Linked DNA regions of Homo sapiens: region 1 is linked to region 2. The links are chromatin loops, found by intact Hi-C in ENCODE. Cell type or tissue: sigmoid colon. All regions are shown on one strand. Each heading gives the region's core, and the rest is flanking DNA. Links, peaks and the distances in the headings are about the cores only.

Evidence for each region. Hi-C counts contacts between places; a loop is a spot of excess contacts. Peaks named below come from ENCODE experiments on the same cell type or tissue, not always from the same donor. Only the 100,000 strongest peaks of a DNase experiment are listed, where the experiment ranks them.
Region 1: a loop joins it to region 2, with 2.1 times the contacts of the local background. A loop is called at or near these places in 3 of 110 quality-filtered maps.

Annotation. Positions count from the first base shown.
Region 1 is chr6:166,682,828-166,698,666 of GRCh38, forward strand. It overlaps a transcript of RPS6KA2 not described here. Among named protein-coding and RNA genes, the nearest start is that of RPS6KA2, 63 kb to the left of the region's middle. RefSeq lists enhancers at 6,958-7,626, 10,736-11,935. In sigmoid colon, for the core only: no CTCF peak of the experiment used is centred there; a DNase peak (open chromatin) is centred at 8,546.
Region 2 is chr6:166,456,974-166,472,812 of GRCh38, forward strand. RPS6KA2 (ribosomal protein S6 kinase A2) reads right to left here. Exons shown (of 21, transcript NM_021135.6): 11 at 12,868-12,932; 12 at 2,476-2,578. RPS6KA2-IT1 (RPS6KA2 intronic transcript 1) reads right to left here and starts at 8,410. Exons shown (of 4, transcript NR_046793.1): 1 at 8,352-8,410; 2 at 6,347-6,534; 3 at 6,013-6,168; 4 at 3,690-3,865. RefSeq lists enhancers at 12,550-13,453, 13,454-14,357. In sigmoid colon, for the core only: CTCF peaks have their summits at 8,854 and 9,054; DNase peaks (open chromatin) are centred at 8,858 and 9,321; H3K4me3 peaks cover 598 bases.

The DNA.
Region 1 (15,839 bases), core at 5,222-13,221, 230 kb after region 2:
CATGCATTTGACCACATCCTAAGCCCTTTTTCCCCTTCTCTGTTTCTTCTCAAAGGCCAGGTGATCATGTGGGTTCCAGCTTTATAACCACATTCCTTAGACCCAAACCAATGAGTTGAAGGCATGAATGAAGTAGGTAAGTGAAGGCATGAATGAAGAAATGCAACGAGAAACTAGGGGAAGGCCTACCAGCTGATGGACGTCAGATGGGTCTCGCCGCTTGCCCTCGGTGAAGCCCAGCCTGAGACCACAGCTGGCAGCTGTGCTTCTGTGGGAGAAGATCCAAGCGCTGCTCAGGGGTCACAACATGCAACATGACTCTTTCTACAGGGCAGGGGCAAGCCCTTAACCATGGAAACACATGCATTTCCACGACAACTCATACCTACGTGTGCCTCTGTGTTGGAGAGTATTGCATATTGCAGATGTCCAAAAGTGCACAAAGTTTTAACTTTATCAATTACATGAAGTGATGCTCTCCTAACTCAGAGTTACATTTTGGCAAGAGCCAGAAATGTACCAATGTATTTCCAAGCAAGCAGTGAGTAAACAGGAAGCAAAGTGTTTGCTCCCCATGATCAATTATAATCTACAGACCACATTCCTTCCACTCTAGAGACCTAGAAATATGTTTTTAAAGTATCTCATTAGTTTAAATTATGATTTTAAATTACTTTATTAGTTACTTGTGTGGCCATTTAAATAAGTCAGATTTTACTGGGAATAAATCAATGATTCATCTAAGGACAATGTGTGACTCAAATATTTCCTTCCATTAATCAGTAAATGTTCCTTTTCCCAACGTGCTTCCCCGCCAAGGAAATCAATGTCTCTGGATAACTAGGTAGGCGCAAATATGTCAGAGCACATCAGACTGAGAACACAGAAGGGAAACACATCTGGAGCTTTTCGCATCCAGGGCCTCACTCCACCGCTGATACGCTGGTAGCTGAATCTCGTCCGACCACATGGTGGGTGAGGCTGGGACAGCCTGGAGATACAGGAGAGAGCAGCTAGCGAGAGGTCCTTGGGGTGTTCGGCAGCTGTGGTCCCTAAGGTTCCAGCCCCCAGGCAGGCCTACAACAGCCACGGCACCTCCCCTTCCCTTCTCAGGACCCAGAGCTCACCAGGCAGCAGCAAGGGGCTACCGTGCAGGAGTTCATCTTGGACCCTATCCCAGACACGCTCTTGTAGGAACCCAAGATAACTGGAGGAGTCTATAAGGAGGTGTTGTCATCTAGATGTAGCTGGGGACAGAGATCAGAAAACAGGGCCCAACCTCCCCAGTGAGGTAGGAGACGGGACTTGACTCTGGAGGCAGGGTTCAGATACTGGACCAAACTGAGACCCTGCTAACACAGGGACGGAGGTCAGGGGATGTACCCATCAGTGTGCCATGTCTGTTTACTATTGCCATGGCAACCCCCAGGCATTACCGCCCCTTTTCATAGCAATGACCCCACAACCCAAAAGTTACTGCCCTTTTCCTAGAAATTTCTGCATAAACTGCCCCTTAATCTACATGTAATTTAAAGTGCGTATAAATATGACTGCAGGCCTGCCCTGAGCTGCTACTTTCTGCCTAGCAGGTAACTCTGCTCTGCAGGAGCAGTCACAGAGCTGTAACACTGCTGCTTCAACACAGCTGTTTTCTTCCACCCTACCGTCTGCTTGCTCTTGAATTCTCTCCTGGGTGAAGCCAAGACCCTTTGAAGGCTAAGCCCCAATTTGAGGCTCACCTGTCCTGCATCACCAGGAAGACCAGAGACCAAAGGTGGGGTCTCACCGGGTGCAGTCATCCTCAAGCCTTCACCCTGCTCTCTGCCCTCCTCTGCTCTGCCCCAGAGGCCCCAGGAATCCGGCAGATGCCGTTGGATGTATCCACAGTGCAGCTCCATCCCCGAAAGCCTCACCTCCAGCCTACATCGCTTTTACCTCCCAACTTGAACATTTATCACCCTTCCCCCTGAACAACTTGATTTGTTTTCTAAGAAAAATTCTGAACCTACTTTTTAATAATTAAATGCCCTTTCTCCTTCTTTCCAATTTATAATAAGAGAATGTCTTACAAATCTGAAAAGCAACAAGAAACATTGTGCCAGAGGAGGAGCTAAAAGAGGCTATCCTTACTTGAGAGAGCGTGGTACTGGGAGCCACACTGCAGGGAGGCCCTTGCAGGAAGAGGGAGATGTCACTGCGGGATGGTAGCTCCAGAGCCCTGCAAGGGCCAACCGGCTTCCATGGAAGCACCCCAACCTCGAAGTCCCCATCCAGTGGGCGGAGCTCAGCACTACAAGGAAGCTCAGACATGACCCTGATGGAGTATGGGTGGGTGTGCAGGCTGCGGGGACAGAGGCCGAGGAAAGCTCAGGCAGGACCCTGATGGAGTGTGGAGTGTGTATGCAGGCTGGGAGGACAGAGGCCGAGGAAAGCTCAGGCAGGACCCTGATGGAGTGTGGGGTGTGTGTGCAGGCTGGAAGGACAGAGGCCGAGGAAAGCTCAGGCAGGACCCTGATGGAGTGTGGGGTGTGTGTGCAGGCTGGGAGGACAGAGGCTGAGAAGGGCAATGGTTAAAATGATCTGTTGGCCATTTCTATCACTGTCCATCCCACTTGTCCTCCCTCAGACACTCGGGACAAGAGTCCAAGGATCCCAGACCTCTGACTTTCTTTCTGCCCTAGTTTCATGGAGGTGAACTGATGGATTCATAGCCATGCATCTTTGAGAGTTGTTGGAGTACAGTTTCATTCCCTAGGATTAGGGAAGATCTTGGATTCAAATCCATAGACTCTTCCTGAGCTCCCACTGCATCCCAGCTTTTGAAAGAATTCCTCCCCGTGCACCACCACTCTTCACCCTCACGACAATTCTATGGGCATCACGTTTCTTATGGCAAAGAGCCTTGTAGGACTGAGGTTCAAGCTGGGTTCACACAGCCAGGTACTTGGTGCCCTTTCTCCCACCACATCTCCTACCACCTCCTTGCTGCCTTGCTCCCCGGCTAAGCTGGGTCTGTGCCTCTATCTCCATGGTATCTACATCACTGCTTTTAACTCCTACCATCGAGTGATCCCGCAGACAATGCACCATGGTGATGGACGATGGGCCCATGCCCTAGGAGGGAGGGGGACAGAGGGCGAACGAAGGGGCTGAGACGAAGGAGCTGTGAGGTCTTTACATTCACAGCCTCAGGTCTTAGGGCTAATGAGAACGAATGACTGGGATAAGCCAGGTGCCTTTCCAGACACCTACGGAAGGATCGAGAATCTTATTTGGCAGTGACACCAGTTCTACCCCACAGAGATGGGAAGAGATCAGGACAGCATTGACCTAAGGGCCATCCTATGCTCATGTAAGGTCGGTCCTGCTGAGTCCTGCCGCCAGGAACAGGAGTCAGGGTGCATATCGGGCACCAGGCATGAGGATTTGTCACTGGGAACAAGGATGTGTGGAGACCGTGCAAAGCAACCCGACCTCTCCTACTGTGGGACCCTCTGGCCCAGGGTTATCTCCATGTCACCTGGTGGGCTCCTGAGCAACTTTTCTGCTTTTTTGTATGCAGGGAGGTGAAATGACCCAGAACAAGCCCTGAAATCCAAGCAGGTTGGTGTGAACTTCTGAAACCTCTGATGCCAAACCAGCACCTCCCAGATACTCTGGAGCCAGCACACATGCTCTGCACCCAAGGCCATGTGGCTTCTGCTGACAGGCCCCAGCCCATCAGTGCATCTGATCCTGCAGCCCATGTGGCTTAGCTTTCCTTCTCTCTCTGCCCCGAATTCTCCACCCCTCACTGGCTCACTTCTGCTCATGCTTCAGCCTCCTGGCTTCCTCTGGGAAGCTGCCTTGCTCCCCGGCTGAGCTGGGTCCATGCCTGTATCTCCATGGTACCTATGTCACTGCTTTTAACTGTGCTATGTTTTGAGGACCTGTTCAGGAGCTGTTTCCTGCACCAAGCCGAGAGCACTCACAGCAGCACCCATGGTAGGAGCTCTGTGCATACCTGGTGGATTAACATGTGCCAATTACAGTGTGGCCACAAATCCAGGACAGCACCACCACTTCCTTCACCCGAGGTTTGAAGGAGAAAGAACAGGGGTGAGGGGAGAATAGGATCGAGTACAAGTCCGGAGGGACTGACTGGGTGCAGGGCAGAGGGCAGCTCTGTCTGCGCCCATTCTCCATGCTATTGAGATAGCCATATGAAGACACAAGCCAACCAAGGCATCTGCCCTGCCTTCACGGACACCTGCGACTCTGCCTGGGCCGTGGAGATCCAGACACAGACAGCAATGCCCCAGCAACTGCCTCCACGGTCTCTGTGGGGAGTAGCAGCATTGTGATCATTGCAACAGCAGCCACCGCGGGCAGAGTTCCTCCTGCGTGCCAGGAGCCATGGCAGGTGCGATACCTGCCTCGCTTCGTTGACCCTGACAAGGTCACAGGGCAGGGGATCATTAGACCCAAATTTCAAATGAGGAACACACAGCTGTAGTCTGCACTGGACACGCACATGCCTTGATAGCACAAGGCACCATTACTGAGTGTCCATGGTGCTGTGTATATATTCACTATTGAAAGAACAACAGTGGCACCTCCCTGCCTGTGAGCGTGGCCTTGTTGCTGTTCTAGTGGGGGCAGGGGGACACCAGTAGAGGCCAGCGGGGTTTTTCACCCAGAAGCTAAAGAAAAGGAAGAGGTGGTTTGGAGGGAAAATTGTTGACTGAAGAATTCAACTATTGGGAGCCAGCTGACTCCACTCTATTTATTTTTCTATTAAGATGGTTTACTGAATTATTTGAATTGCAGGAATCCAGTCATTTTAATTTGCTCAGATGTGGCTTATTGAACTTTGATTTTCTGTGCTGAAGAGCAAACAGAACGTTCAAACAAATTTAAGTTGGGCACGTTTAAATGAAGCGCAGCATTGCGTCGGCGGCTCTGTGTGGAGCGTTATCAGGATTTGCTCAATGCGTGTGCACAGAGATGCAAAATTGCCTTTACCAGAATCAATCTTGGGTTATGTGTGGTCCAAAGAATGCTTCTAAGCCCCCTGCGGTAGGAGTGAGACCTGGAAGATATGGGCAATGAGACAAAGGCCCCCAGACCACCACTGGGGAGGGGGTTCTATTCACAGGACGGGGGAGCCTGCTTGGGAAGGAGCAGGGACAGAGCTGGGCTGCTCTGCATGACACAGCGGGACAGGGATTGGCTGGGAGGAGATGGAGTGAGTATTCAAAAGGCAGGAGGAGGGAGACAGGGCCGCAGACCTCAGGGTGGGAGGGGTATGTGGGGTTGGGAGGCCCTGACGGGTCTCTGGAAGGCGAAGGAGCTGGCAGGGCTTCCAGGTTCACTGTGGAGCAGCTGGGGTGCTCTTTTGTCTGCTCTGCCTGCCTCCGAGGTCTCTGGGTGTCTCCCTGGCTCACTAAAGCTCGTGTGTGGTGGATCTTTGAGGGGGAACTTGAAAAAGACACAAGCTTTGCCACTGGGACACTGCACAGGGCCCCCGCCAGGGTCCTCAACCTCAATTTCCCACTCGTGTCCCACCTGCCCGGCCCCCTCTGCTCATCCCCGGCCTTGCCAGGGGCACATTTTTACCTCCAGTGCAGCTGCAGAGGGAGCTGGCCACGGGTGGCTGGGTTCACAAGTCAGGACCAAGTGATTAAGCAGGGCCACGTGTGCCCCCTAGCAATGAGCAGAACCGTGGGGTAAAACAAAATCACTGGGTTTGGAGGATGAAAGGGTAAGAAGCAGGTGGCTAGGAGAGGGGCACACAGTGTCACCATGAGGAGGTGACATGATCCCCAGGTAGGGGGCGGGAAGGCGAGAGCGACAGCGTCAGCGTGAGGCTGGCAACAGACAGCGTTGAAACCGCAGTTGTGCTTAGGGGCTAGGACGTGCCTAAGGTTAGCCAAACAACAGAAACCCCGCATGGGGGCAGCCTGGGAGCCCTCTTTCCACACCTTCATGTCCACATGAACCCATGTGGGGCCATCTCCTGTCTCAGTTTCCTCATCTGCAAAATGAGATCGTAATTGTGCTCCTAAAAAATTACAAGGACTAAGTGAATTATTACATGCAACAAAGTTAGAATGCCCTCACCATGCACAGCCTGAATGCAGAGCAAGAGATTTCAGTGGAGTGGAAAGAAATCCACCCTTGCTTCAGGGCTAACTTTAATAGCATCCCCGAAAACAAAGGAAACTCCCTGAGTACAAGGGGAACCTCCTGCCGAAGGCCAGCCCTGAGCAGGTCCTCCCCACTCGCCCAGGTGAGCAGGGCTCTGGCCGCCCTGTGCCTGGAGGCTGCGCCAAAAGCGCTCCCCTACCAAAGCCCTCGCTTTCTCAGTGCCGAGCACCATGTTTCCATGTGGATTTACACCACTTCTTTACCCCTGCAGAGAAGACTGGTTTCCTGTCCCAAAAACAGAACTCGTGTCTGAATTGACACCAAGATGAACTCAAGGCCAGGAGCCCGGGATGAAGGTAGCATCCCAAGGCACTCCTGCAGCGTTAGCAGAACTCTCTGCACACAGGCACCTGCCACGGATATGTGTGCGTGGCTTCCCAACGTGATACAAGGAAAAGAGTAGACATGACCACAGTGGAACAAACAATAAATATTTAATTGAATGAAAAAATAAGTAAGGATCCCGAGGAAAGTGTTGGTTAAACTGAGCATGGCCAGTTCCGATTTTTAGAACCTCCAGGGGATCCTGGAATCTGCTTCTCCCCACTGGATTCGTAGGTGTTGGGCTCTGCTGGCCCTGTGGTCAGAGGTGATACCCCCCAGGCAGGCCAGGGGGACCTAGTGGGACAGGTGTGGGAGACTGAGTGCAGGCATCTCAGACAGCTGTTTGAAGCCTCGGGCATTTTAATAAATGTCCCCCTATTTCATAGGCAAAAGTTTGGTGTCCCTGAACAAAACCATCCAACTGTAGCTGAGTGAAGACAGCACTGGTGGAAGCAGCTCTGTGCCCATGAGGGTTCTGCTCTGCAAGGCTCTGTGCACACACCGAGGACACCAGGACCAGAGAAAGCCACATGAAAGTTTTAATATTCGGCCCTCAGGCCAAGTGGCAGGAAGCAAAGCTGAGGCCCACCCACCTCACCAGGAGGCCTCTGGTCCTGCTGCTGTGGCCAAGGAGTCCACACTGCGTTCCCTCCCCAAGGAGGTGGCAGAGCTGCACGGTCCCGCAATCCCACCGCATGGCTCCGGTCTAGGGATTGGGTGAGGGGCTCTGGGAGCCCTGGAGGTGGCCTGTCAGGGGAAGGACCAAGCTGAGGGGTGGAGGGAGGAGGGTGAAGTGTGAGGCTGCTTTGGGACCACATCACAACCCACCAGTCTGACGTGAGCACCCAGCATTGGGGTGACGGGGTCTTTTCTCCCACAGCTTTTTCACATAAATCCACTGCTCTGGGAGGGGAGTGTCAAGCTGTCCTTACATCCAGAGTGAGTCCTTGAGGGCCACCACTGAGACCTGTTCATTCCACACCATCAGGGCTAAACTGGTCTATTCCTTGACAGAGCATCCTAGCCCCAGAGGCAATACGGAAATACAGACATGTCAGCACAGAAAGGCAACAGGATTCCCATCAAGTGTCTATCACAAGATCAGACAGTCTGAGCCACCTGCGTGGCTAGAATTATGTCTCAAGGTGCCAAACAGCTTTACACAGTTCTCGGGATTCTTCAAAGGGAGAAGAACTCCCTCTATGAGCTCGAAGACACGCGTCGGAACTCCAGGCGTCCTCTGACACCTCGATGCAGCTCCGTGAGCCTTGGTTTTCCTCTCTGTGGATGAGGACACATCCGCTCCCTGGGGGCAGGAGGGGACGGGGGCTCAGCTCTGCAGGTCCACAGTGAGACTCCCTGGGTTGCACTCCTCAAAGTCCCTTCCGCTAGATAAGCCTCAGTTTCCTCAGCTATAAAACGGACGTACACCATCTACTTAGCAAACACTGCCCCTGCACTGTGGCAAGTCTTAGAATTCTCATTTTTTCTCAGGGGAAATCTCTGACCACGGAGACCCTGAACAGGCATGCTGTGGACAGGTGTTTACAGGGCTTACTCTGTGGCATGCCATCTTGATTATAATGTTTTATAAAGGACATTAATTACATGAAAGCATTAAATAAATAATTAATGTGATCATCAACAGTAAACAGCATAATAATCAACAGCACACAGTCCATATAATATATTCTTGATGGTTTTAAACCATAACGAAAATAGAAAATGAAAAACTGTAGGTTCTAGAAGATTCAAGCGTTGCCAACTCATGCCGGGAGACCTGCGCTCTGTCATAATGTTGCTTCTCCTTTTATACCTGACTCTGCCATCTGATTGCCCTGAAAATTACGGCCCCGGGTTCTAGCCTCCACTAAGAGTGCTGCCAGGACTTGACCTCAGGAGTTCCTTGGATTCTTTCCTTCTCTGTTTTCACGGCCCGCATGCCAGGTTAGGCCCTCCTCATCTTATGACTCACTCATGCTATAACAACCTTCAAAACGATTTCCTGCTTTTAATCTCTCTCCACTCCAGTCCAGCCTGAGACCTGCCAGGCTATTCCCAAAATAACTCTTCTCGTGTGTCACTCCCTGCCCCAGGCGCCCGACACCTTCCCCGCCAAGCTCTCTGTTCCCCTGCTCCTGGCTCTCTCTCCTGCACACAAGCGCATCTCACCTCCCGGTTTTCAGGGTACTGTGCTCAGCCCGGGCCTCCCCTGCTGCCCTGTTAGAAGCCCTCCTCCCTCAGAGTCCAGGGAGCTCCGACCCTCTCCGTGATGTGTTCTTAACTTTACTCCACATTTTGACACGACTTACCTGCACCCCACCATTAGTACCATGCGTGCCATGACATATGTGACATTTTCTAAGGCCCCTATCTAAATATTTCATCTTCAAAAGGAGTGGAGGCTCCTTTGGTTTGAGGCAAAAGCATGTTACAAAAGAACAATGCTAACTAGATTGCAGGCATTTATGTAATTATCTATTTATCCATCTTCTATACCCTTACACGGGGAAAGGAAATGAGAAATTGAAATGCCAGCAAAAGAAAACAAAGACCAGAATGAGAGCTCAAGAAGCACGTGAGGCCGGGAGGAAGCCACACAGGCCACAGGCTCCTGGGCAGCTATTCCCCGTGTCCCAGGAGCAGTCACCCATCAGCTGAAATCCTCCCTCCCTCTGGAGTTAGTTACAGGTCAGGGCGTCCTGTGTTGGGGGAAAGAACTGCAGATTCACAAGCGTGCATTAAAATTAAATGACATGGAAGAGGAAGAAGCAGAGAAGTGGACGTGTGGGTTCTCCACCTCCCACAAGTGTCCCCTGTCAAGATTTGTTGTCTTGGGAAGATAAAATAAGGGAAGAACAGAAGAGTAAAAGGGATAAAGTGAGGCGATAGAGAGAAAAGAAAAGTAAGGAAAGAAGTAGTCAGAAAAAAATAAAAGAAGCAAACAGCGCTTATCCTCCTACCTCTGCTCAAGCTATAAACTAAAATCGCCCCCTACTGAATATATGCCCAAGAAGAAGATGCTGTGAGAAAAGTGTTCTGTCGAACCCAGGGACCAGCGTGTGCAGAGATGGACGATGGAAACCCAGCCATGGCAAACTCAAGGACAAGACAGAATAACACTGGACAGAGAGCAGACGCTCTGCTGAGCAGGAAACTTTTGCAAGCCAAAGTTTAAAGATACATAGGAACAAAGTAGAATAAAGTAGAATAAACAAGGACAGAAAACATGAGAAAATTGGATGCTAAAAAAACCTACTCTAAGCTGCATATTAAGTAAAATATTAAGAAATAAGGAAAAAAAAGTTACAAATGTCATCCGTTATTATGCCAAATAATAACTAACTGGCCTGTTTGGCTTCCAGAGCGGATCAGGAACCATCTTAAAAACAAAACCAAACAACACGGCAGGCTCCAAAGTGCTTTTTAACAAGGTAAACAAGGGTACTTACTAACAATATCCCATAGAACTTAGAGAAGGCTTGGCGGAGGAGAGAGAGCATGTCGCCTAAGTTAGAAATGATGACGATTTTGGCCAGGGAGCCACACTGTCTTTCTCTTCAAGCATGGAGCATCTCACTCCTCCACATTTCAGAGAGCAAACCTCCACGGGAGTATGTAAACATTCAGGCTAATTGTCACTCGGGATCATCCGAAACTCAGGAGAGGGCAAGAGGCAGTTGATTGCAGCAAGGATATGACAATGTCACTTTTAGTAACTGACTCAGTCCAACACCTCAGAGTCAAGTGCTTAATATAGGGCTACTCTTTCCGTTGGGTGGCAAGTTTAGCGAAATTGACCACCTGTTCCCTTGCAAGTCTGCCTGTCTCCAGCCTAAATCAGAAGGAGCACCTGGCACCGCAGCTCGCAGGAGGTGCTGCAGCGATTGGATTTTGCCTCCTATCACTGCCTGTGAAATCCAGATGTTCTGGGACCTTCTCCACTCCTGAGAAGGCTGCAGATCAAGCTGCTAAACACGCGGAAGTGATTCTTGTTGTTTTTAATATCCTTAGTTATGTGTCTTTTCTGGAGATTCTATTTTTGTAAGTTTAAAACTCTGGTTTCCTTGCACATCAGCAGGGCCTCTACTAAAGAAATGGAAAAAAGGAGCGTCTCAGCCGTGCACTCAGGGTCCTGCGCCTCCATCGCAAAGCCCCAGGAGGACTCCCTGTTCCATATTTGTGGACTGCTCCAAGTCCACTTAGCCAGGATCTCTCGCCTGGTCTGTGGCCAGGGAGATCGAGGGTACACTCAATTTGTTCATAAAATGTCTCCAGCAGTTTTTTAGAAAGTCTGCACCATTAATATCCCCCTCCCCCGCAATTTAACATGATGTCGTTTGCATCCTTGTGAATACAGTGTGCCACCAATTTGAAACTCTAGCCGTGTCCACTAGGTTTTTGTCCTGGGCTTTCCCAAACAACAGCTTAATTGGAGTCAGCAATTTGAGGGAGAAAGGCCACAAAAATAAAAGTAACTCATAAAAAACAAGTTCCACTCACCAAGCTTAGACACACCCCTTAGGCACAGGTTACTCCTGTGGTTTGCTGGTGAAGGCCAGAACCTCACCTCTTCCTTAGACATCCCTCTGTCCCCTACCTCAAAGAAATTCCTTTCTCCCTTAACGATAGTTCTCGCCATTCTGTTAAATGACAAAATTGATAGAATGTCTCTATTGTGCATTGTGTGACATTGCAGCTCATCAGGAATTTATGAGTCATTTTTGACAAGACGATGGCGAACCTCTTTATGACTGGGGCTCGCTGCCCTTATATCTCCAAAGGGCTGGATGGCCCACATGCTCTCTGCCTCCCACACACGGAGGTTCTTTGCCATGTGGATACCCAGAGACTTGAGAAGGAATTTCACTTGGCAGATCACTTGACCAACACAGGAACCGGCTGCTTTATTTCCTGTTGAAGCACTCACCTGGGCCACAGAGGAGCGGGAGTTGGACGGCCTGGCTGGCACTTCTCCTCCTTTAGGTGAACTTGCTGGGAACATCCCATATTGTTTAGAAGACTCTGTAGTCTCTTTCTGTTCACCCATCTCTCCATTCACGGTCTTCCAATACAATAAAGTCACTACTCCAGTGATTCTTGATTCCTTAACTAAATTGTGGAGAGATTTCTAGTAACGTCCAGGATAAAAAAATGTCTGAAACTGCGAAGAACAAAGCCTGGCCCAGAAGAGTTCGTCTAACACTTTTTGAGGCTCTGACCACCTGGTAACTGGGCAGGGGCACTGCATTCCAAAGTCGCAATTGCAGGATCCAGGAAGCTGATGCGAACCTCTCCCTACATGGTGAGAACCCTTTACCTTCCCGTAGCTTTAAATATCACTCGCATTCTGCTAGAGTGATTCTGTGCCTCTAGTCGAATCTACTGTTGTTGGTGGGAAACATACCACAAAGCATAATTATCTGAATGACCTGAGCCCTTACTGCATCTTTCCACGTTGAGAGAGAAAGAGAGTAATTCATTCATTTAAGAAATATTGATTGAGCATGCTTGCCGTTTCATCATCTAATGTATTTACCATTCCTCCCAGCTGGGTTTTAGATACCAATGTGATCCATATGCTATTTGCTTACATAAGTCTGCTTGTAATATCCATTTATTCAATAAATAGATATTAATCACTTAGGCTATGGGATCAGCTCTGGAAACACAGTGGTGAGGAAGAGAGATGCTATCCTGGCCACCAAGGAGCTAATATTCCGGTGGAGAAAATGTCACTAAGCAAATAACGACATAGACAAATCTATGAATACAGTTGATATGGCTGCTGTGCAGTGAGTTGCTATGCGAATGGACTCAGGAAGACTTGAACCCAGGTTGGAGAGACAGGAACATCCTCTCTGAGAAAAGGTCACTAACTCTGAAACTCAAAAGGTGGGTCCAGATTCTCTAGGCAAAGAGAAGTGTGCAGAGCAGCCCGCTTGAAGAATACCCAATGGCAAAACAAACACAACACAAACAGAACAACCCCCAGGAGCAAACCCGGAGCCAGAGAAAAGCGCAGTGTCATTGAGGAGACCCACAGAGACGTACATGGCCAGAACTGGCCAGAAAATGGGGTAAGCTCTTGTTAACATGTTTAGGTTTTATCCTAAGTGCAGTGAGGGTCTTGCAGGGTTTTAATTAGAAGAATGTATTTTTCTGATTATGTCTGTTAGACTGGGTTCCCAATCCTCAGGCCTCAGACTGGTACAGGTCCATGGCTTGTAGGAACCAGGCCGCACAGCAGGAGGTGAGTAGCAGGCAAGCGAGTGTTACCTCTCTAGCCTGAGCTCTGCCTCCTGTCAGATCAGCAACAGAACTAGATTCTCCTAGGAGCACTGGATTCTCCTAGGAGCACTGGATTCTCCTAGGAGCACTGGATTCTCACAGGAGCACTGGATTCTCACAGGAGCACTGGATTCTCATAGGAGCACTGGATTCTCACAGGAGCACTGGATTCTCATAGGAGCACTGGATTCTCACAGGAGCACTGGATTCTCACAGGAGCACTGGATTCTCATAGGAGCACTAAATTCTCATAGGAGCACTAGATTCTCACAGGAGCACTAGATTCTCATAGGAGCTGGAACCCTACTGTGAACTGCGCATGCGGGAATCCAGGTTGCACACTCCTTATGAGAATCCAATGGCTGATGATCTGAGGTGGAACAGCTTCATCCCCAAACATTTTCCCTCCCTGCACTCCCCCCTCTTCCACGGAAACATTGTCTTCCACGAAACCGGTCCCTGATGTCAAAAAGGTTGGGGACGGCCGTTTTAGGCTGCACAGCAACTGACTCTGATATGGGGAAGAGCCGGAGTGGGATTAGCAGCTCTCCAGGAAACAGCAGGATGTCTCCTGCACTTAGGCTGTGGGGAGAAGCAGCCCCACGTGAGATCTGGGTGGTAGTCTATCAGCTGGGTGCGGACTGAATCAATACGGGGGTGATCAGAAATGAGAGATGGGAGATGCTCATCGGAAACCTGAATAGGTAGATGGAAATGCATCATTTGTATTCAGATGATTTCTCCAAGTTTATCTCTATCCTGGACTTACCTTCTGAGCTTCAGACTAATATCTCCACTCTCTGGTAGAAACCTTTATTCTAATATTCCCCAGGAAACTCAGTGAACATATCCACAGCTCAAATCATTGCCCCTGAACCATCCATTAAAACAGTTCCTCCCCCATTTTTCCTTAACCGAGCAAATGTTTATCAGCTGAAACGGTCCATTTTCTACGTCAACTTGACAGGGCTGCACGGTGCCCAGATACTGGTCAGGGTTATTATGAATGTGTCCGTGAGGGTATTCTGGGAGGAGACGAACATTTAAATTGGTGAATGGAGTCAAGCAGATGCCCTCTCCAATGTGGGTGGGTCTCACCCAATCAGTGAAAGGACAGAACAGAAAAGCCAACTCCCCCACAAGTGAGAGGGACCCCTTCCCGCCTGGCCACCTTGAGCTGGGGCAGCAATCTTTTTCTGCCTTTGGACTCAACCTGAAACACCAGCTCTTCCTGGGTTTTGAGCCTTCCAGCTCTCAAACTATACCATTGGCTCTCCTGGTTTTCAGGCTTTTGGACTCAGACTAGAACTTACACCATGGGCCCTTCTGGGACTTCAGCCTGCCAACTGCACAGATCTTTGGACTTGTCTGCCTCCATAGTTGTACGAACCAATTCCTTACAATAAAATCTGTGTGTGTATATATATGTGTGTGTGTGTGTGTGTGTGTATTTGTATGTGTGTATATGTGTGTGTGTATGGATACAAATATAGATATAGATACATATCCTATCGGTTTTGTTTCTCTGGTGAACCCTAATACACCAGCTACAGAGGAAATAATATTGTCTAGGGAGAAGGTAAAGTTAAAAAAAAGACTCATATAAGCTATAGGATATCCCCACATTGTAAATAAACCATAGTGCAACCCAAGAAATAGAAATGAAAGCGGAAGTTGACCACAAATCAAGTAGGCTGGAACTGTGGCAGAATGTCCCCTGGGCATGCAGCCACCTGGCTGGAGATGGAGACTACATTTCCCAGCTCCATTCTGTCAAGTGTAGCCATGGGGCTAGGTTCAGATCAATGGTATATGAGGGAATCGATGAACTCCCAAGGAATCTCCATAAAGATGAAGCCACTGTCGTAGACTTCTTCCTTTTCTGTTTTCTGAAGGCTGAATATCCAATTTGAAACTGACCCAGTTTAAACTCTGCAAACAAGAACCACACCCTAAAAGATGGTAGAGCGAGAAGATGGAGGGAACCTTGGTTGCTGGATGACCTGGTGGAGCAGAGCTTCCACACCAGCCTGGACTGTTCAGCTGTGGGCCGGATCCCAGAAGGGAGGCTAATATCTCTCCTATTTAAGTCCCAACATTCTGAAATCTCTTTGCTACAGGGTTTGTTTGGCTTGTACTGAACTGAAACAGACATGGAAACACACACACCCGACTAAGCAACATGGATGGATGGCCGTTCCCTCGACTGGAACAGAAGGCATGTCTGCCTGCTCTGCTCACTTCTGTAGCCCCAGAAAATGAGGCAGGATCTGGCACGGGGAGGACTCGGCGGCTGTATGTGGAATGAATGGATATTGGAAGAAATACAGACTGGCAGTAGAAGGATGGTGAAGAAGTGGGGAAAGAGTCGATAGTTAAATCTCTTTACAAGGATTTGCTGTGCAGAGAAGAGAGTGACTGTAAGGACTGGGGTCCGGCTGGGATTCCTGTCTGTGCCGTGCAATGGGCATGTGTGTACATGGGTGACATAGGAAATGCTGGGGCATATTTCCACAAAAATATAAAAAATCCGACAAGAGAAAGGACTGCGACACAAAATAGAGTGTCATAAATTTCCTGGTATGTGTAGCAGGTGAAGTACTTTCTTCATATCACCAGAAGGGAAGAAGAGGATGGGTCGGTATACAGCAAAATCTGTTGGGTCACAGGCAGGAATTTTAGGATGTATCTGAGTGATGACTCTTAAAAAACTTCTGTCTGGTGGGAAGCAAGGTCAACCTCTGGAGAGAATGCTGGCCAGTGGAAGTCAGGCTGAGGTCAATGGAGAAGGTTGAAAACAGTCATTGTGGAGTGAGAGCAAAGTGAGTATAGGGCTATGGTCAGAATAAAGGGAAGTTCTCAAAGGCTGATGAGGTTGGGTACCATGCATTTTTATAGTAACCATCTGCCCAGTGTGTGTCTTTCCCAGCAACTGTCAGGTATTAGACAGACATGGAGAACAGGAAACACTCGACTTCTTCTGGGGCTGTGATTTTCCCCAATGATCAAAATTAAAAGGCTGAAGGGCAACTTCC
Region 2 (15,839 bases), core at 5,152-13,151:
TCCACTGGCCAACTAGGTTGGGGTTTAAATTCTTCACAGATAAGATAAAAGGCATGTCCATATGAATATTAGAGTTGACTGTATTAACATTTTCTTACCAAGCAGCACAAACATAGACTTTCTTTCCACATTTTAAACACACAGCCCCACATGTTGGCACCTCACGAGGATGTGTGCACGTTCTGTTAGGGACCTTATGGTCCTTGTGGACTTAGGGACAACGATCTCGTGGTCAGACCTAATTGCCTCTGAGCTCCTTTTACATTCAGGCCAACAATAGGTGGAGAAATATCATGACTTGCTTGGGTGACCTGTGGGCAGGGGCAGGAGGGAATCCCCAAATCCTGCCCCATCTTTTCAAACTCAGAAACTGAAAAGTAATCCTGTTCTGTGAATTGGGTTAAGTTTGTCAATGGGAAGGACCAACCCCAACACACAAATACTTTCTAAGGAAGCTGAGAATGGGGTGAGGTGAAAATCCCACAGTCACTTACCGGAGAGAGCAGACCCAGAAGTGTTCTCCAAGGCAGCCTCATTACATCATGAATCAGTGATGAACCAAAGCTATAATGATAGTTTTAATTCTACCTGGGGACTGCAGGATGACCCAAAAGAAGTAACTGAGCAGCCGGTGGCATGACTCCCTGGTTTACAGTGCCCGGAATCAGCTTTCTTCCTGTTCTTGGTACCAATGTGGCCTGGGTCAGGAGCTGGCCTAGGCCCATCAAAAGTCCCGCTAAAAGCCCCGCAACCCTCCCTATCTGCACACGCTCACACCCTCCTCAATGTGTTCATCTGGGTATATGGGAAACAGGGATTTCACCAACAGCTGAATCTGGAGGAACAAAGTGGATTCTCTAACTTCATCTACCTGACATTTTGTGGTTGACCATATATTTGTTTCCCGATTATCTTTTAAAAAATAAGAAAATTTCAGATTCAAAAGCAGCGAGAAAAAATACAGTGAATCCCCGTAGATCCAAGATGCAGCCTGGCCAACCACCAGCTCCCTGGACTTGTCCCACTTATGTCTACAGAAGGAGCTTGTGGATGGTTTTGTACATAACCAGCATACTGTTAGTGTTGTGGACTGAATTATGTCCTTCCCAAATTCAAATGTTAAGGCCCTACCCCCAAGTGTAACTGTATTTGGAGACAGGGCCTTGATATGGTTCAGCTTTGTGTCCCCACCCAAATCTCAGGCTCTGTGTCCCTACCCAAATCTCATCTTGGAGCCCTCATAATTCCCATGTGTTGTAGGAGGGACCTGGTGGGAGATGACTGAATTATGGGGGTGGGTCTTTCCTGTGCTGTTCTCATGATGGTCAATGAGTCTCATGAGATCTGAGAGTTTTAAAAAGGGGAGTTTCCCTGCACAAGCTCTCTCTTTGTTGCCATCCACGTAAGATGGGGCTTGCTTCTACTTGCCTTCTGCCACGATTGTGAGGCTTCCTCAGCCATGTGGAACTGTAAATTCACTAAACTTCTTTCTTTTGAAAAATTGCCCAGTCTCAGGTATGTCTTTATCAGCAGTGTGAAAACAGACTAATACAGGCCTTTAAGAGAATAACTGAAGTTAAGTGAGGATAAAAGTGTGGGGCCCTAATCCAAGAGGACTAGTGTCCTTATAAGAAGACAGAGAGACACCAGAGCTCCATCTTGCTGTCTTTGCACACACAGAAGAAAGGCCACGTGGGGACACAGCAAGAACACAGCTGTCTGCAAGTCAAGGCGAGAGCTCTCACCAGGAACCAACCCTGTCAGTACCTTGAACTTGGACTTCCAGCCTCCAGACTGTGAGAAAATAAATGACTGTTGTTTAAACCACACAGTCTGTAGTATTTTGTTATGATAGCCCTATCAGACCAGGATAATTACCATATATAAAAAAGCAGACTTTAATTCATTAATATCCCAAAAAGATAACTTTTAAAGGGAGCTGACCAGTTCTGATGAAATTTGCTAGACCCCAAGAGTAATTTCAGACACACCAGGAGACCAAATCTATGCATCCAATTGCTGTGCTATTTAGTAGCCGATACTACTTTTCAAATGGGTTTCTGTTTTTTGCATGAATAATATCTATAGCTCATAAATCTATAGACATAACTGACAGCCTTCCCTCTCCGTAAATGCACTTTAATTGAAAGAGGGATTTTAATTGCCTCCAGTTTCTTTTCTTGCTCTTGCTGTGTGTCTCTCTGACACAGGAAGTAACTGGACCGGTGTCTTGGAATAAGGATACCTTCATCATTTCCAAGGTGGAGGTTATATAGGGAACAACAGAGAACTGGGGCTATCACTTAAACCTTTATCACTGAGCAGAGAAAACAACAACAAAAAACCCAAACAGAATGGACAGTTATTTTCCATGAAAAGAATTCTGAGGCATGGGAATTTCTTGTTCCTAGATATCTGTCTCTAAGGGGTCAGGTGGGAGAAGCCACCGATAGAGGGAACCACTGTGGCACACACCTGTGGGCGTCCGCGCTGTGAACTCGGGGTCAAAGTGGAAGGTGTCCTCAGGCCTGCCCACTGCTGGTTTGAACGGTGGCTTGATCTCCTTCCGGTACAGCGTCTATTAATACAAGGAAAGCAAGACAGGGCACTGAGGATGCACAGACATTGCCACAGAACACTGGGGACAGAGAAACCTGCTGTGGGGAGGGAAGGATGTTCTTATCACAGACTGCATTGGCCTTGTGGATTACAAGGGATTTCTAAATACTCTGAAATATAGATGGCATAAAATATATTATGTGTAGTATGATAGATACTATGGCATATATAATAACGATGTATTATAGAAAGGTATAGAAAAGGCATAGTTTGAGGTATGAGGGTTTGGGGACATGCCAAGTGTTCTTCATTTTAGGGCAATAGTTTTCTAGCTTCTTCTTGGTAGTAGAATCTTCTTTTCCAAGTAAAATCATACAGGACAGCCACCACTTGCCCCCACTGGGGACAGCAGTGAAGAGGCCGTGTGGCTCTCTCCTCCCTGCCCTGGGACTTTGGGGCCAGCACCACGGAACTTCAGCTCTGCGGGGCACTGCAAAAACCGCCGACCCAGAGCCACCCCAGGGTGCTCTCTTGCCAGTGTCTCAGGGCCTGTGCTCTGGGGCCTTGGCACCTCTGCCAGAAACCTGCCTTGGGTGTCAGAATGAGGGCGCCCAGGCTCCTCGACAGGAGGACGCCTGCATCTGCAGAGAACCGGCCCTTCCCATGCCCCCTCTGGGCCCAAACTTATTTCCCCAACAGGACCTTGGACAGAAGGCACAGAAAGTCCACAGCCCTCTGTGCTCCGGTCTCAGAGCTGCCTGCCTGACAATGCTTTCCAAAGCTGAGATGTGTTGTTTTCAATCCTCTAGGGCAACAAGGCATTCTGTTGGGAATTCAATGTAAAGAAAGCACACACAGGTACCTGGAACCTGGCGTAGTCCTCAGGCGGGTGATGCTGCAGGTGGTGCTTAGATGGAGGGAGCCGGGGGAGCCCAGTGCTGAGAGAAGTGTGGAGGGGGAGGGGCACTGGAGGGAGGACTGGGGCCTGAGGCCTGACTGGAAGGCCGAGGGACCTCCGGGCAGATTCAGTAGAGGATGCTGGGTTTAGTCAAATCACCCTGACGACAGAAGGCACGGGCCATGCCAGTGTGCTGAGGGGCCAGCCTGGTAGTTAGCAGGGCAGCAGCAGGGCAGGGCCAGGCTGGGGTCTTGCCCCCCACTGAGCATGGGGTTTCCTTAATCCTGCCTAGGGAGGGTCCCCACGGTGTTCGCAGAAAACATCCAGCCTGGAGTCCTGTCCTGGGCACTTGTGTGTGACCATCTAGAGCTCAGTTCTGGACTCAGGGACCCTCATGGCCGTGCAGCTCTGGAAAATGGACACAGTGACTCCAGCTAAAACCTGTTCTACATCTCTGGAAAGCAAATTTCAACACCTCCTCCGATGAGGCCCGACGGGAAGGGAGAGGAGGGAGGAGGGCGTCTGACATCTGGGTCCCACCTGGGGCACACCCTGCTCTGCTTATCCGGGAGCACCTGGGTCAGAGCCCAGGCCAGAAACCAGGGCCCACAGCTACTGCAGGAGGGCGAGGTGCCAACAGACGCCCCCGAGCTCCCCCGGGGGCTTATCAGGCAGCAGGATGTGCCCTGATGTGCAAGAGCTCAGGGCGTGCACGCGGGAACCATCGGAGGAGAAACAGGATTGAATTCAGCCCTGAATTATTTGCTCATTTCCTGCCTTGGGGGCATAGATTTCATTAGCACCGAGTTACTCTTCAAGCCATTTTCAGAAATGAAAAGACGCTGCTTTCTGCAGTGAGGCACAGGACAGGTGGGAATAATCTCCCCAGACACATGTGCTTGCCTGAGGAAGTCTCCTGAGCTGGGAAGCCCAGGCCATCGGGTGCCACGAACAGGCCAGTGCAGCCCATTCCCCACCCAGAGAGTCCTGAGAGCCGGGCTATTAAGAATCCTGCTGAAGTCAAAATCACATCCTCCCTCTGTGTGAGAGCAAGCGAGGGAGAGAGGTGGAGAGAGAGAGAGAGAGAGATGGGGAGAGATGGGGAGAGAGGGGGTGGGGGGAGAAAGAGACGGAGGGGAGGAGGGGAGAAATGGGGGAGGGGGAGGGGAAGGGGGTAAGAAAGAGAGAGAGCACGCACTAGCTCGATCCAGCACAGAGCCAGGCCTCCTACTTTTATTATGAGGAGGAATTTATTTACACAAGAGATTTCCATTAAAAACAAAATAAAATACAAAACTGGTTGTCACGTATTCATTCCAGTGTGAAGTGTTTACCTCCGGAAAGCAGGGGCCCACATGGCCCCTCTAGCTCCTCTCCTCCGTGCCAGCTCTTCCTCCATCATCCTGGGGACCCATCTTGCCCACCCCTGCCCCTGCCCCACCACAGCCTCTGATAAAACCATCCCCAGAGCCTGGTGCCCAGTGCTTCTTCATAGAGGGGTTTTGCCCCCACTGGGACATTTGGCAGTGCCCAAAGACACTGCTGGCTGCCACACCTGTGTGACCGCTGCAGGCTCCCAAGGGGTGGAGGCCAGGGTGTGCAGAACCCAGCCACCCATAACAGCCCCACCACACAGCATCGCGCAGGTGCCACCCAGGGTGAAGGTGGGAGACCCTGGCCCTGCCTGCTTCCTTCTCTACCTCACCCTTCCTGCCTTGTTTCTGCTCCAACCCTCAAAAGTGCAACGTCAACCAGCTTCTTCAAGAAGGAGGACTGGATGTTGAGGCGACTGGCCACTGTCCTTGGAACCCCTTCCCCTCCCCATGGAACCCCCGGTGGGGCAGGGCTGCAGGCTCTGCCTGGCTTCCTACAGGCCACATCCTTCTCCCTCCTCGTCCACCGATGGGGCAGGCACCACAGCCTCGCTTCACAGCTGTCCAGGAAAGCACAGGCTCTATCTGTGACCACCCTGCCTCTGGAGGCTCACATCCAGAGGCTGTCACCTTCCTGCCTTCTAAGTCAGATTCACAGCCCAGCACTGGTACTGCTGTGACCTCCTCTGGGCTGAGGCCATCCCACTCCTTTAATACTAAGTATCTGCTGCTAAGTCAGGTCCCGGTTCCCTCCAGCCCAGGACACTGCGCCTGGGGGCTGGGCTCAGACTTCCCCTGTGCTCTGCCCCATCTGTGCCTAGCCCGGTGCTGCGAGTCACCTGGGATGCCCAGTGAGGAGGTCCTAAGCCCAGGTAGTCCCGTAGCACTTTTGTACCACACAAATAGCTCCCCCTCACACGGCAGCAGGAGGAAGCCCGCCTCTGCTTTCCCCGTGCTTTCCACCCCTCGGCTGTGAGCCCAGGCTTTCAGCTCACAGACCCCAACAAGACCAGAGGGAGGCATGCGTGTGAGAGTGGACGGAGCGCTTGCTGAGGGCCAGGGCCTTCCTTCTGTGCCGCGGGAGCCTTCAGGCAACTGGCCACCCCGTAACATGGGTCCGTGTGCCAACCGCAGCTATGAACACAGCCTGTTCACTGGGGCCTGCAGACCACCATGCCCCACCTGCTGGAGGCTGCTGCGTTCTCACTCTGGTCTGGGCCAGGCAGTGAGGTTCTGTGCGGGCCGCCGGTGGCCAACTGGAGCCGGTCACTCTGGCCCTTTGGACGGCTTCCTCGAGGCTTGCTGCAATCTTAAAGGCCGGTCAATGTCTTCCTGATGCTGCGTAAACATTTGGAAGGTGCTAATATGTGTTATTACTGTGTATGCTTTTTCTTTCCATGTGCAAACCTAAGAACGGGTTTGAGGCTTTGGGGGAGAAGTCATCCGGCCTCTTGCTTTGTATGTAAACCACTGTAGGCAGGGTTGTGTTGAGAGTGAAACAGCAGCAGCATCTCACCTGGGATTCTGAGCTTAACGAGACAGACACTGGCAATTCTGCCCTGGATCCCCCCTTTCTGAGACTCTGGGACAATTCATGCCGAAACCGACGAGAGAAAATGCAGTCTCATGATCAAATTCGCCAGGCACATTTAAAATCATCTCATTTGTCCCAGGATGTCAGAATGACACAGTGTGGCCGCAGGGCTGAAACGAATTTCACGGGAAACAAGCGCACGTGAGGAAGCCCGGAGCAGGCCCATCAGGATTCTATTTATACTAAAGACCTTCAGCTAAGTGAGAAGAGGACCGAGACAGCAACAGAAAAACGGGAACTGGGTGATGACATAGGAAACAGATGCTAGTTTGGGGTCTCAGACCCTAACATCTGCCTTCTGTAGACGGTTTTGGCTTCAGGCATTTTGGAATTAATACGCTCCAATAAGGCAAAGGGCACATTTATAGATTATTCCTAAAATAATAATGCAAAAATATGCAGACCAGAGAGAAGACAGGATCGAAAGCGCCGCAGGAAGAATCTAAACGATTTTCAAAGCGTCACGATGGGTGTGACAGGTCAGTGGCTCATGGAGCGGGACTGTGCCTGCAGTTTACCCGGCTGTAGGTGGGTCCAACAGAAGAAGCACCTGAAGGGTGATGATTCATTGCACAGAGTCCTTGCTGGGTTCCCTGAAGGGGGAGTGCTCCTAGTGTATATAATGTAGGAATAAAAGGATAGAAATCTCGCTGCTGGCAATGGGAGCAACAGCTGCATGGAGACGCCTGTGCTGTGAGGCCCTGACCCGCAGCCTACAGCTCCCACACCCCCAAACCACTCTCTGCGCCATACTGCAAATACTCCACTTGTGGGCAAGAAGACCAAAGTGGCCTGAAGACCCGGAACCCACCCTCTGCTCCTGCCAGGACACACAACAGCCAAGTTCAGGGCACACCCCACGCGCTGCCAGATCACCGAGCGACCTCAAGCTTCTCATTGTCCTGTGCCTCAGTCTCCTCTACAAGTTTCTCCCATCTCACAGCATCACAGCTAATGGTGTGCTTGGAAGGGTTTCAAACTGTACAAAGAACATAAACATGAGCTACTAGTATTGATCATGAATAACGAATAACAGTAATAATAAGAGTCAGTGCAATACTAAGGGTCTAGGCCCTGGACAGAGTTCCAGAAACAAAGATGTCCCTCCCTGGTGACTGTGTGTCTCCAGCATCATCATTCACTGCCTGTAATAATATTTGCAGTTCCCTGGGTCCCCCTGCAAGGGACGCCAGGCTGGGCTGGGAGCCGTCCTCAGACTGGCTTGTGCTGTCTGCAGTGATTAACTTTTACGAAGCTTTTTTTGGGTTCGTGCTAATTCTGTGTTCTCAGCATGCTTCAGCCACGGGGGAAAAACCAACACAGCTTCTATCTGCTGGACTCTGCCGTATCCTCTGCAGAGGTTTGTAGTCCGATCATTAACTCGTGGCTTCTCACTCAGCTCATCAAGCAGAGCTGGCCTTCAGAAGGAATGGCTCCCGTGCAGACGTTCACTCGCTCATCTCTGAAGCTAAATTAAAAGGCAGCAGCCCACACCTCCACCGTCCCCACACTTACTGTCAGCAGATGGGTCCTGCTCCAGCAGGCCACTGAAGACCCCGGGGACAGCAGTGGGATGACAGGTGTTTACTTAAAAAAATAAATAAATAAATAAATAAATAAAAAGATCTGCTGGCAGTATCGGATCACAGAGAGCAGCAGAAAGCAAAATAAATATCCTAATATTTTCCCAGTTGGATCCTGAGGCAAGCCATTGGGTGAAGTACCCAGGCAGAAATCTAGTGGTTAGGAAATGTCTTCTCATTCGTCATTAAGGAGTGTCTGCATTGCAGAGGGAACGGCTTTTGGTGTTAACAGTTCTTGCAAATGAGGCTGAACTGTGGTTTTCAGTTTTCTGAGCTGCCGAAAAGCAGAATGGGCACATCTGGACAAATACATCACGGAGTAAAATTACCCCTTAAATAAATACCTTTAAACATCTTGCATTTTAGCCCCTGCTTTCTGAAGAATGGGTTGATGGCTTGCCTGGATGTGTTATTGGGGTTTGAGGTTAGCCATGAAGACACATGGGCTGCTACTGGGGCCGCAGACACAGGAGAACACACGGGCAAACTTGACTCATGAGAGAGGATCAGCTGAGATGGGGGGACCACTGGACTCATCCTAGCAAGATGTTGACAGCTTCTAAGACCATCACGGAGCGGGACTGTGCCTGCAGTTTACGCGGTGTCCTGAACACGGTGTTTTCATGCCTACACATCTTTGCTGGAAGCATCCTTCTTCTCCTCCTTCTGCCCCTCTGCTGGTTAATTCCACTCGCCCTCTTTCAGGCATCATTTCTCTCTCTTTCTGCTGGCCACTTTCACTGTGCACAAACCTCTTCCATCGGTGGATGATGGCGTTATGGGACAGCAGACTCCTCAGTCTGTGAGCAGCTGGAGGACGGGGCTCTGCGTTCCAGCTGTGACGTCATGGACATGGACACTTTGCTGGTGCACCACCAGGGTGAGCACCAAGCGTTATTTATCAAATGCATGAATTAATGCAAAAGTGGCATTTCTGAGCTCTTCTGCCACTCACGGGCTGTGTGGGTTCAGGGCGCTGGGCAGAACAAGAGCCTGCCATTCCTCTAGCACTGCTGCCTGCCTTCCTCTGGGAAGTACAGACATGAAGGAAACACGCCTGGTTCTGATCAATCACAAGGACCTCTCTCAAAACGAAAACAAGGCCAAAATAAAATCAAATTAAGTGCTAAGAGCAACAAAAGGAACTTCTCAGCTCTGATTCTAGTCTGATTCCTTTGAAATCACGCAGAAATGCCACCTTCTTGGGTTGTGTTTGCTTTCCAGCCACAGGGAGACCAGAGCACCCTGAGCAGAGGCGCTGTGTAGAGAAGGCTCTTATTGCCACAGGAAAAAGGCGGCTTCTGCTCAGAGCTCGCCGGACCTCAGCATTCTGGAATGCACATTAATCTAATGTGTCATAGTTTTCCAAATCCATCGTATTGTTAAAATTCCAGGCATCTCACAAGGTTGTCTTAGCAAGTGCGTAAGCCCTTCTGGGCCATGCATACTTTGGAGTGGCTCCACTCTTGGCTGAGTGCTCTGTGTTGCACTGTGTCACCTGGGGGTTCGGTGTGAAGAGACTTCTCTTTCCTACCAGCTGCAGCCCTCAGGGTCTCCCATCCCAGGATGCTGCCCTGCCCACCTGCAGCTCCCCCTCCCAGCCCAGCAATCCTGGTTCTCCATTCTCCCAGGCATGGTCTCTGGAGGAAGGACTAGAGTGTGAGAGTGAGGAAATGGAGGGGGCAAGTCTCCCTCGACAGCTGTGACTCCTGTCTTGAGAGTCTCACTCATTCATTCACTGATTCATTCACTGACTTACTGACTCATTCACTCACTTATTCACTGATTCACTGACTCATTCACTTATTCATTTGCTCGTTCACTCACTCCCTCATTCACTCACTCCCTCACTCACTCATTCACTAACTCACTCACTGACTCCCTTACTCATTCACTCACTCACTCATTCACTCACTCCCTCATTCACTCATTCCTTCACTCACTCCCTCACTTGTTGACTCACTCATTAACTCACTCCCTTACTCATTCATGCACTCCCTCACTCATTAACTCACTCACTCCTTTACTCATTCATTCACTCATTCATTCACTTCCTCACTCATTCACTCACTCATTGACTCACTGACTCATTCACTCACTCCCTCACTCATTCACTCTCTAACTCACTCCCTCATTCACTCACTCCCTCACTCATTAACTCATTCATTCACTCACTCATTAACTCACTCACTCACTCCCTTACTCATTCACTCACTCACTCATTCATTCACTCCCTCACTCATTCACTCCCTCCTTCCCTCACTCATCCATTCACTCACTCAGTAGGGATTCATAAAGTGCCTCCTTTGAGCCAGGCCCTGTTTTAGAGCTGTGGGATACACCTCTAAGCCACAGATTCCTGATCTTGCAGCTTACATTCTAGTGGCAGGAGACAGAAAATAATAATATACATCAGAAACACATGGTATTTTGAGGCGAGTCAGAAAGTGATAAGGGATATGAAAACAGAGCAAGGCCGGGGGCTGGGGTGCTGGGAGAGGAGCTGCAGTTTGGAAGAGCCGCAGGACAGGTCTCATAAGATGACACTGAATGGCAGACTGGAAGGAGGAGACCAGTGAGCCCTTGGGAGACTTGGGCAGGAGGGGCCCTGGAAGCCAGACCAGCTGGAGCCAGTGCTTGGGGGGAACCTGTTCCATGGAGGCATGGGAAGGAGGCTCCGTGAGGATGGGAGGGGTGAGGTGTGGCTGTCCTGACCACTTTCGTGTGCTTCTCCATCTGTCCCCTGCTGCATCCTCCTTGTCAGCACAGTGTCCTCCTGTGACATGTGCAGACCCATCTGTCCACCGCCTTTCTCTGCCAAGTCATCACAAGACCCACGGGTGCAGGACTTTGTTCCATCTACGGCTCTATCCCCAGCCCTGGAAAGTGCCTGAGACTGGGACGCCCAGCAGAAAGGGCTGGATAAATGGAGAAGCAGATCATACGGGGAGAAGCTGTGTGGTCCCACCTTAACCACTGGCAGGCAGGGGAGGGGATGCAACATGCTGTGACCCCCTGAGGGGCAGGCATCTGGGTTCCAGGCACAGTGCTGTGCTAACCATCCACAGGCTGACACCCAGGTCCATTCTTCATGAAACAGGCTTGCCTGAGATCTAAACGCCGTGTAAGGTGAAGTCTCCATAGAAAATACATTCCAACGCAGAGTCGAATGACAGTGACCTTAGGTGCCCATCTGTGAGGTGAGCACAGCCTGAGCTTCTGATAAGCCTAAATTTTCAGGGAAGCTAAGTAAGAGACTCCAAAGGGAGGCCTTGGTTTTCATTTCTTGGAGGTCCTGGTTGGGAGGCACAGATGTCCTGAAACTTTACACTCTTTTCTCTAATCTTACTTTCGAAAAGAAGTCTAATCTTACGAAAGTTCTTTAGTCAGAACTGTAAAACTAGGTTTTAAAAAGTTATCACTCTTCCCCAGTTTGAGTGCTTTGCTGGGGCTCAGGCTGAAGGAAGAGGAGAGCTGGCTGGTTTTATCCAGCACTGGTGTTACACATTCCCAGAGGAGAGGTCTGGGGCTGCAGGTGGGGCCCACCTCTTAATGAAATGCGTGGAGGCCCCGGACTCCATGAGGACATAAAGAAGACAGAGGCCGGGCGCGGTGGCTCACGCCTGTAATCCCAGCACTTTGGGAGGCCAAGGTGGGTGGATCATGAGGTCAGGAGATCGAGATCATCCTGGCTAACACGGTGAAACCCTGTCTCTACTAAAAATATAAAAAAAATTAGCCGGGCGTGGTGGGGGCGCCTGTAATCCCAGCTATTCGGGAGGCTGAGGCAGGAGAATGGCGTGAATCTGGCAGGTGGAGCTTGCAGTGAGCCGAGATCGCGCCACTGCACTCCAGCCTGGGCGACAGAGCGAGACTAAAAAAAAAAAAAAAAAGAAGACAGAGAGGAAAGCGAAAGCAGATAATAAACTCTATACTGTAGAGGGCATTTAAATCTTAAAAAGTGTTCCATTAAAATCTTTTGAGGTTAATTTGTTAGGTCAGGAAAAGAAAATCCCAACATAGCTGTTTTTGTGTTAACCTAAAGGAAAGAGCTGAAAGCAACTGATAGGAAAGGAGGTATCGCCTTCCTCAGATGGAAGGAACAGCCTCCGAGTTTTAGCCGCGAGAACTCCCTGTGTGGGGGACGCGTCAGACGCTGACTGCTTCACCATTCGGAGTTGGCGTCTTGGCAGAAATAGGCAATTGACACTTGTAGCTTGGTGAAAAGTGAGATACGAGAACTTCTCAGACAATGTCCAGCCTGGCCCAGAGAACTGGAAATGGAGGCTTTACCAATAACTCCACTAACAGAAGCTCCAGTTTATTCCAACAACTCGGCACTGTTGTTTTTTTTTTTTTTTTTTAAATGTGACTTCCACGTGGGCATCAGCTTGACTAACGATGGAAAATGCAGTATCGAATCTGGGCCTGCCCATAGCCCTAGCACTAAAGGGTCCTGGTTGAGCAGCTTGTCATGACTTTTGTCTGTTCAGCCCTTGAGGTTAGAAGACAGTCACTCCTGGAGCAATCGGGAATATGCAGGGCTCGGAGAGGCCGGGGAGTGGGTGCAGGGAGGACAGAAGCCTCGACTCTGATGGGCAGAGGAGAGTAGAAGGAGGAAAGCTGAGGGGACTTCAGGCCTCAAGCTGGAGGGAGGGGCACTCACGTGTCTGTGCCTCCCAAGTTGCCAGCCCGCTCAGCAGGGTCCTGGGGGCTCCCTGCCTGCAGGTGGCTTGTCTACATTCACCTCCGACCTACTTGTGACCCGGACACTGAGGACCCTCTGCACCAAGCCGTATGTTCCCTCCACCCACTTCTGTGTCACGCGTGTGCAGGTGGGGACTGTGGCATGCAACTTACGTTCCAGTCTATGGTCACAAAGAAGGGATGGCGCTTAATTTCCTCCACTCCGTCAATGCCAGCACCTGTCAACAACACAGAAATGATCATCAGAACAAATCCAAGATGGGGTTCTCTGACAGTTTCCAATGCAGCAGTGTGGAGGGTGGGGATGTGCAGAGGTGGGGCCGTGGGAAGGAGCCCAGAGGCTGCTCACTCCTGCCCAAGGCACCTGCGCACCTGCCGATGCCCCCAGCTCAGAAAGCCACGACTCAGCCCCGAGGGCTTGTGAGGCAGAGGTGGCCTGGGGTTGGAGTGAGCAAAAGAGGTGGTCAAGAGAAGCATGGGACAGGCCAGCCAGGTGCTGCCTGCTGCATGTGACGGCTGCCTAGCACCCCACTGTCACCCCCAGGAGCTTGAGGTGCCTGTGAGTGTGAGCACCAGGTGGACCTCCCAGGAGGCCGGAGGGGAAGGTGCAGAGCAGAGTTCCTGGCAAAGCTGCTGCAGTTAACCCGGGAGGGAAGGATTCCAGGAAATGAAGAGGAGTTGACAGGACTGAGTCCCGGAGGAAGCCAGAGCCCAGCCTCCTGCCCACACCTGGCCACCCCTGAGCCTGCTCAGACAGGTGACTGTGTTTACCTGGAGGCTGCTTACAAATATCTCTGCTTTGTTCTGTTATTTCTACCTAACCTCCTCCCTTACTTTGTTGCGTACAATCCTAAGGCCCTGGGGCAGAAAGGAAGGAGGGAGGAGTAGGCGGAGCGCTGGGGGCCCTTTCAGGCAGCATGATTCCCTAACGGTGGATACATGTCCACTCATCTGCCAGAAATCGCCACTGTCCCCCCAGAACGAGCCCAGTGTGGACAAGGCCTTTAGTCAGTAGCTCAGCTCACCGACTGCAGAAGCGTGCCCATTCACGGAGGCACTACTGTTCGGGAAAGCGGTGGGGCAGGGAGTGAGGGGCCGTGGAATCTTGCTGCAGTTTCTGTTCAGTTTTTCTGTAAACTTAAAACTGTTCTGAACACAAAGTCTATTAATTAAAAACAAAAGGCCCTAAAGCTCTAGGACTCTGTGTTTTCTCCAGGATGGGACGGCCACAGAGGAGCCCATCCTCCCGGGTCACGAATCCGAGAAGAGGCGGGCTTGGCTGGAAGGGGCAGTGGCGGCGGTGGCTGGGGAATTCCTGCCAGCTCCGGGCCCAGGGCTGGGGAGGGTCTGATCCCTGGGGCCCGGCTCCCCTGTTCTGCAAGCTGTGTTCCTTTCCGCTGCCAACTCCTAACGGCTGTGCTCCAAATCAGAGCCTCCTGTGCCATGTATGCCCCTTCGTGGAGCCCCCCTCATGTCCAGCTCTCACTCCTGGAAGAGCGGGGCTGCCCGGGGATGCTGTGGTCAGCACAGGTGTGGCCCGGCCTGTCCGGCTGGAAGCTGGCCTGGAGTGGCGCAGGTCACCGGGAGTCACAGCAGATGGTGCCATCGTTGGCTGGAACTGCCCGTGTCCTGACCCCTCCCACCCCTCCATTCCGCACTCTGGGCAGTGATGTGGAGGAGGCTCGGGGGCTGTGGTGGCCTCAGAAAGCGCCTCTAGGTGGTCAACGGCTCAGAGACAGTCCCCTTACCCTGGAAGCTTGGCCAGGGCCATGGTGCTAGGAACGAACCCACATACTAAATGCCCCTGAAGGCACTCTCACAGCACTCTCAGCTTTGTGTTATTCACACTTTGACGTGAAAGTCCATCTAGAAGGAATTAGAGGAAGGGCACACATTCAGGAGTTTCTCCTTCCATGAGGACGCAGAATCATAGGACAGACATAGCACACGGACATCTCAGTCATCCGATGCACAATTGCTGTTCCCATTTTACAGACGAGGACACTGAGGCTGACACAGGTTGGGTAGCTTGTTCAAAATCAGACCAGAGGTTATGAGTTACAGGTACTGGGTTTGGAGGCACATGTCTGAAAAGCAGCTGAGGTGCCCCACCTTCTGAAGTGTCTTTCCCGAGGACTCCCTGCTGAGGCCCCTCCGGGTCCCCAGTCTAGCTCCCTTGTTCTCCTCTAAACCCTGAGCCCAGGGATCTGATCCCAGGCCTTTGCAATCGCAGCAGCTGGCATGAGCCTTCGCAGGCGCACCAGTGGCTGCTGTAATGAAATTTCCAGAGCGACAGTCTGACTTCCAAACAGCCCTCCCCAAGCGCCCATCCTGTGTGCAGGCCTCCTTTGATGATGACCAGAACTCTGGGTTGAAGAGTCCTTCTGGTCACGATGATTAACAGAAAGACCCTCCTCTGAAGTGTGCCTCTCCTCTACTCTTTTGTTTGGTGACTGTTGGACGCATGGCCAGAGGCACTCTCAAAAGGCTGGAGATTGGAACAAACAGTTCAGAGGCCCTGGTACACGCACAGGTGTGGCAACTTGTTGGCTGTACTTCTTTGGAGGATCTATTTCACATTTTGTACCCACTGTATTTCCTTCTTGTTCATCATTTGCAAATATGGTCTGCAGGAATTTTAGAAAGTGAGAGGCAGAGGAAATACAGGTATTGGTATAACTACTATGTAACTGGTATATGCTGGGTTTACCTGGATCACTGCAATCAACACATTTCTATCTTTACCTCCTTTCCCCTAAGGTAGTAAGATTTTGCACCATGTTTGTATTTTAAGCCCTCAGCAAAAAGAGTCAACAGGGGAATAACACTTTGGTTATCACTAAAAAATTACAGGGGTTCCAATTACAGGGGGAAACATGAAACAGGAGGAGGACTTTTGCACTCAGCACCTTGAAACCTGTGTCAACCCTCCCAGGGCAGTCAGGTTTATTATTCTTGTTAAAATAGGTGACTTTGCACTCGGCTCCCCCTTTTTATCTCCACTGAACCCACTGGACAAATGACGGTGAGTGGAGTTCTGGGCGGGGAGAATCGGAAGGTATCAGGCTGATGCTGGAATCACGGCTGGCTCGCTACGGGATGCGGATGACACGCACTGAAGGCCT